Linked DNA regions of Homo sapiens: region 2 is linked to region 1. Evidence: chromatin loops called from intact Hi-C (ENCODE). Cell type or tissue: K562. All regions are shown on one strand. Each heading gives the region's core, and the rest is flanking DNA. Links, peaks and the distances in the headings are about the cores only. Region 1 overlaps PRDX2 (peroxiredoxin 2). Region 2 has its middle 13 kb from the start of LINC02926.

Region 1 (2,906 bases), core at 192-2,691:
GTAGCTAGGATTATAGGTGCCTGCCACCACGCCCTGCTAATTTTGTATCTTTAGTAGAGACTGGGTATCAGCACGTTGGCCAGGCTGGTCTTGAACTCCTGACTTGAGGTCATCTGCCAGCCTCGGCCTCCAAAATGCTGGGATTACAGGCGTGAGCCATCGTGCCTGGCCATGACTTTTCAACAGATTTGAAGAAGTGGGGTCCTGAGAAAATCCTGGGTAACAACAGCATCAGAGGTAACAGTTTTTTGTTTGTTTGTTTGTGTTTTTTAGATGGAGTCTCCCTCTGTCACCCAGGCAGGCTGGAGTGCAGTGGCTCGATCTCAGTTTACCGCAACCTCCACCCACAGGATTCAAGCGATTCTCCTGCTTGGCCTCCCAAGTAGCTGGGTCTACAGGCGTGCATCACCATGCCAGGCTAATTTTTGTATTTTTAGTAGAAACAGGGTTTCACCATGTTGGCCAGGCTGGTCTCGAACCCCTGACCTCAGGTGATCCGCCTGCCTGGGCCTCCCAAAGTGCTGGGATTACAGGCCTGAGCCACCCCGCTCAACTGGGAGCAGCTTTTTTTTTTTTTTTTTTTGAGACGGAGTCTCGCTCTGTTGCCCAGGCTAGAGTGCAGTGGCACGATCTCGGCTCACTGCAAGCTCTGCCTCCCGGGTTCACGCCATTCTCCTGCCTCAGCCTCCCAAGTAGCTGGGACTACAGGCACCTGCCAACATGCCTGGCTAATTTTTTGTATTTTTAGTAGAGAGGGGGTTTCACTGTATTAGCCAGGATGGTCTCGATGTCCTGACCTCGTGATCCGCCCGTCTCGGCCTCCCAAAGTGCTGGGATTACAGGCGTGAGCCACTGCGCCCGGCCTTGGGAGCAGCTCTTAAATGGCAAAATTCATGTAGCCAGGTGAGCCTGTGAAAGAACAGCAGGAAGCCAGCCTGTCTGGAATGGAGTGAACCACAACAGGGCAGATGTCAAGGGAGACTGAGCAGGGGCCTTGGGGAGGAGTGTAGATTAAATTCCAAGGGAGATGAGTGACCCTTAGAGGGTATTAGGTGGGTACCAGCATTAATAGTGGATCTGTGGATTAAATGAGCATATTAGCCCTGTTCTGTAGGAGGAAATTGGGGCATAGAGTAGCAAAACTACTTTCCTGAACGCACACAATATTAAACTGCACCCCTGGGAACCCTGCCTTGCTGCTAATACCTGCCTTCTAGCCTAACTGCCACCCTCCCACCCCAGGGGCAGACAGGCAACCTTTCCAGCCTGGGGTGGGGCAGAGCTCACAGCAGGGACTCTGCACTCTGCACGTAGCTCAGGCTCTCATTCTTGGTTCTGCTCTTAAGACTGGGTCCCCACCCTCTTCCCCATAAGACTACACTGGGCTGGGTTCCTTTCAGCTCGAGGAAGCCGTCTTAGGAACTAGGAACTGGGCCCTACACAGGGGCCTCAGCCCCGAGCTTCACATAACTTATCTCCTACAAATTTTACCACGTGCATGGTGATCTGGGTTTGCAGTCCCATTTTACTGCTGAAGAGACCCAGAGACGATCACAGCTCTTAAACGGCATTTGAACCCAGGCTGGCTGGTGACAAAATGTGGGCTTTGCCTTGCATGGCCAGATTTCTGGATGTAGGGCATCCTGGGATTTGCAAGGGACAAACGGCATACCCTACCCCTCCGAAACCGCCTTGAGCGCAAGCAGGAAAAGAGCAGGCACTAAGCATGTGATAAGACCGCCACCGTGTGGCGAAGATGAGCAACCACAGGGTCAGTTTCCCAAGCCTGAGCCTGAAGAAGGAAGGGGGTTGCAGGGGAGGACGAAAGGACAGAGCACACCAACACAGACTCACACCTTTCCCTAATACTTTATTGGTTACCTCTAGGCCTGTGTGCGGCTGGGTGGGCTTGGGGGAGGGCGTCACTATTCAGCTTCTAGGTGGAGGCATGAGAAGGCCTTGGCCTAGCCCTCCAGGGTCCCATACTGTGGAGTTTGGAGGGGCAGGTCTGGCCTTTCCTGGGTCAGCATAGGGCACCCAGGTGGGGGCACAGGTGGACACCCAGCACAGGCACCTAGGCAGGGGCACAAGCTCACTATCCGTTAGCCAGCCTAATTGTGTTTGGAGAAATATTCCTTGCTGTCATCCACGTTGGGCTTAATCGTGTCACTGCCAGGCTTCCAGCCAGCGGGACAAACTGTGGGAAGACACAAGGATGCACATGAAGGCTACAGCCCCAGGTTCAAGGTGAAGCAAAGCAAGGGCCTGTGTTGCAGAAGAAAATGCTGGAAGCAAGTGGTCCAGGCCCAGGAATGTGGATATTAAGATAAACCCTCCAAGCCCAGTTCAGTATTTTTTCTTTTTTTTTTTTTTCAGACAGAGTCTTGCTCTGTTGCCCAGGCTGAAGTACAGTAGCATGATCTGAGCTCATGCAACCTCTCCCTCCTGGGTTCAAGCGATTCTCATGCCCCAGACTCCCTAGCTGGAATTACAGAGGTGCACCACCACGCCTGGCTAATTTTTGTATTTTTGGTAGAGACCATGTTAGTCACGCTTGTCTCGAACTCCTGACCTCAAGTCATCTGCCCGTCTTGGCCTCCCAAAGTGCTGGGATTACAGGTGTGAGCCACCATGCCTAGCCAAGTTCAGTATTTTCTCTTTTTCTTTTCTTCTTTTTTCTTTCTTTCTTTTTTTTTTTTTTTTTTTGAGACAGAGTCCTCCTCTGTTGCCCAGGCTGGAGTGCAATGGCGTGATCTCGGCTCATTGCAACCTCTGCCTCCCGCGTTCAAGTGATTCTCCTGCCTTAGCCTCCTGAGTAGCTGGGACTACAAGTGCCCGCCACCACACCCTGCTAATTTTTTGGTACTTTTAGCAGAGACAGGGTTTCACCATATTGGTCAGGCTGA
Region 2 (2,906 bases), core at 195-2,694, 230 kb before region 1:
CCTTCTGTAAAACGAAGATAATAAAGTTGTTGTGAGTGCACCTTGAAACTGCAAGACACATGTCTTAGCACCAGGTAGGCACTCAATAAATAGAGGTAGTGCTATTCTTTTTATTAATGTCTTTCTAGTTGGTCATGCTAATGATATAGTGGGACAGGCAGAACTGGGTCTTCAAGACTTCAGGTGCCAGGCTGAGGAGCTTGGACTTGCACTTGAGAGCACTAGGGAGCCATGGGAGGTGTGTGAGCAGGGAAGAGAGAGAAAAATGTCCCTTTGGTGCCGAGGTGAATGACTAGGAATTGAAGTTTGGGAGACCAAGGAGGACACTTTGACAGGTACCCAGGTGAGTGTCTAGACCTGGGTGGTGGCAATTGGGATGATGGGAGTGAGAAGAAATAAGTAGGTCAGGCTTGGTGGCTCATGCCTGTAATCCCAGCACTTTGGGAGGCCAAGGTGGGTGGATAACCTGCGGTCAGGAATTCAAGACCAGCCTGGCCAACATGGTGAAACCCTGTCTCTACTAAAAATACAAAAATTACCCAGGTGGGGCCAGGTGCAGTGGCTCACGCCTGTAATCCCAGCACTTTGGGAGGCCGAGGCGGGCAGATCACAAGGTCAGGAGTTCAAGACTGGGCTGACCGACATGGTGAAACTCTTGTCTCTACTAAAAATACAAAAATTAGCCAGGCGTGGTGGTGCGTGTCTGTAATCCCAGCTACTCGGGAGGCTGAGGCAGGAGAATTGTTTCAACCCGGGAAGTGGAGGTTGCAGTGAGCCGAGATCATGCTACTGCACTCCAGCCTGGGCAACAAGAGTGAAACTCTGTCTCAGAAAAAGAAAAAAAAAATTATCCAGGCATGGTGGCAGGTACCTGTAATCACAGCTGCCAGGGAGGCTGAGGCAGGAGAATCACATGAACCCGGGAGGTGAAGGTTGCAGTGAGCCGAGATCGCGCTACTGCACTCCAGCCTGGGTGACAGAGTGAGACTCCGTCTCAAAATAATAATAATAATAATAAATAAATAAATACATAAATAAGTAGTTAAGTAGTTCAAGATGAGTATTGGGTATAGGGCTTGAATGGTAGCTCCACGACCCAGGTCGGAAGTAGCAGTTAAGAGGGGTTGGGGTCGGGGTATCAATGTCAGTTTTCACTTTGCCTAGAATATTTTTTCTTGTTGTGTCTTCCTGAAATATTCTTACTGGTCTTTGGAGACACTGCCCAAAGATCCCTCCTCTGAGAATCTCCCTGGAACATGTGTGGTCCTGCAAAGCTGCTGCTCATGATGTTATCCTACAAACATCCAAATCCCGGCATATGAGTTTCTCTAGGGCAGTCTCTGGCTGGTTCCATTGTAGGATCTGTCCACGCCCTGCATATGCCTGGTACCAAAAAAGGAAACTGGGTCTGCAGGACGTTGCTGCAGTTCAGGCATTGGCCGCGTGGGGGCAGAAGTGCACAGGTCAAAGCGTCTGGAAAAAGCCCTCAGGCTGCAGGACCAGCAGAGCATCACCAAGGACGTCCCTGGTTGAGAACTACGTCTTTTTATTCGTTTTAAAGGGGCGCATAGGCACTAGGATCCAGTTTTGTCCACCTAACCCACCCACCCAGCGACACACGCCCCGCAGCCCATAGCTGGAGGATATTTACGCAAAACCTAAATCAGATCAGTCTTTCCTTTGCTCAGAACATTTTTTTTTTTTGAGGGACGGAGTCTTGCTCTGTCGCCCAGACTGGAGTGCAATGGTGCAATCTCGGCTTACTACAACCTCCACCTCCCAGGTTCATGTAACTCTCCTGCCTCAGCCTCCCGAATAGCTGGGATTACAGATGTGAGCCACCACGCCCAGCTAGTTTTTGTATTTTTAATAGAGACGGGGTTTCACCACGTTGGTCGGGCTGGTCTCGAACTCCTGACCTCAAGTGATCCACCCGCCTCGGCCTCCCAAAGTGCCGGGATTACAGGCATGAGCCATCGCGCCCAGCCTGCTCAGAACCATTTGTGGCTCCCACTTAACCCAGTGGGAGTGCTGAAATAACTTAAACATTTTACATGGCATTTACAAATGCGATATTTTATTCTTTAATCCTTTAAAATCTCTCCATCAATAAAACTCTTCAGAAGTCCTTACCAGTTGTTACAAATCTAAAATATAAATATACAAATAAGTGGTAATGTATGTTCTCTCAAACATTCTGACACTACTTCTACACTCAACCAAATTGTGATATACTTTTCCATTTAAAATTACCAGTCTTGGCCGGACGTGGTGGCTCACGCCTGTAATCCCAGTACTTTGGGAGGCCAAGGCGGGTGGATCAACTGAGGTCAGGAGTTCAAGACCAGCCTGGCCAACATGATGAAACCCCATCTCTACTAAAAATACAAAAAAGTTAGCCAGGTGTGGTGGCCGGTGCCTGTAATCTCAGTTACTTGGGAGGGTGAGGCAGGAGAATCGCTTGAGCCTGGGAGGCAGAGGTTGCGGTGAGCCGAGATCAAGCCATTACACTCCAGCCTGGGCAACAAAGCAAAACTCTGTCTTTTTTTTTTTTTTTTTTAAAGGAACCTCGCTCTGTTGCCAGGCTGGAGTGCAGTGGCGTGATCTCAGCTCTCTGCAACCTCCGCCTCCTGGGTTCAAGCGATTCTCCTGCCTCAGCCTCCTGAGTAGCTGGGACTACAGGTGTGTGCCACCACGCCTAGCTACTTTTTTGTATTCTTAGTAGAGATGGGGTTTCACCATGTTGGCCAGGATGGTCTCGATCTCTTGACCTTGTGATCCACCTGCCTCAGACTCCCAAAGTGCTGGGATTACAGGCGTGAGCCACCGTGCCCAGCGAAACTCTGTCTTTAAAAAAAAAAAAATACCAGTCCTGGTGAGGCGCAGTGTCTCCCGCCTATAATCCC

What was found. Peaks named below come from ENCODE experiments on the same cell type or tissue, not always from the same donor. Only the 100,000 strongest peaks of a DNase experiment are listed, where the experiment ranks them.
Region 2: it touches region 1 in a loop (4-fold over the local background); 3 of 110 quality-filtered maps call a loop at or near these places.

Annotation. Positions count from the first base shown.
Region 1 is chr19:12,794,970-12,797,875 of GRCh38, forward strand. It overlaps PRDX2 (peroxiredoxin 2), which reads right to left. Exons shown (of 6, transcript NM_005809.6): 6 at 1,854-2,197. The coding sequence ends at 2,112. Among named protein-coding and RNA genes, the nearest start is that of JUNB, 4.9 kb to the left of the region's middle. RefSeq lists an enhancer at 1,250-1,659. In K562, for the core only: a CTCF peak has its summit at 1,746 (motif pointing left); DNase peaks (open chromatin) are centred at 1,378 and 1,752; H3K4me3 peaks cover 245 bases.
Region 2 is chr19:12,562,810-12,565,715 of GRCh38, forward strand. No RefSeq gene overlaps it. Among named protein-coding and RNA genes, the nearest start is that of LINC02926, 13 kb to the left of the region's middle. In K562, for the core only: a CTCF peak has its summit at 1,439 (motif pointing right); a DNase peak (open chromatin) is centred at 1,442.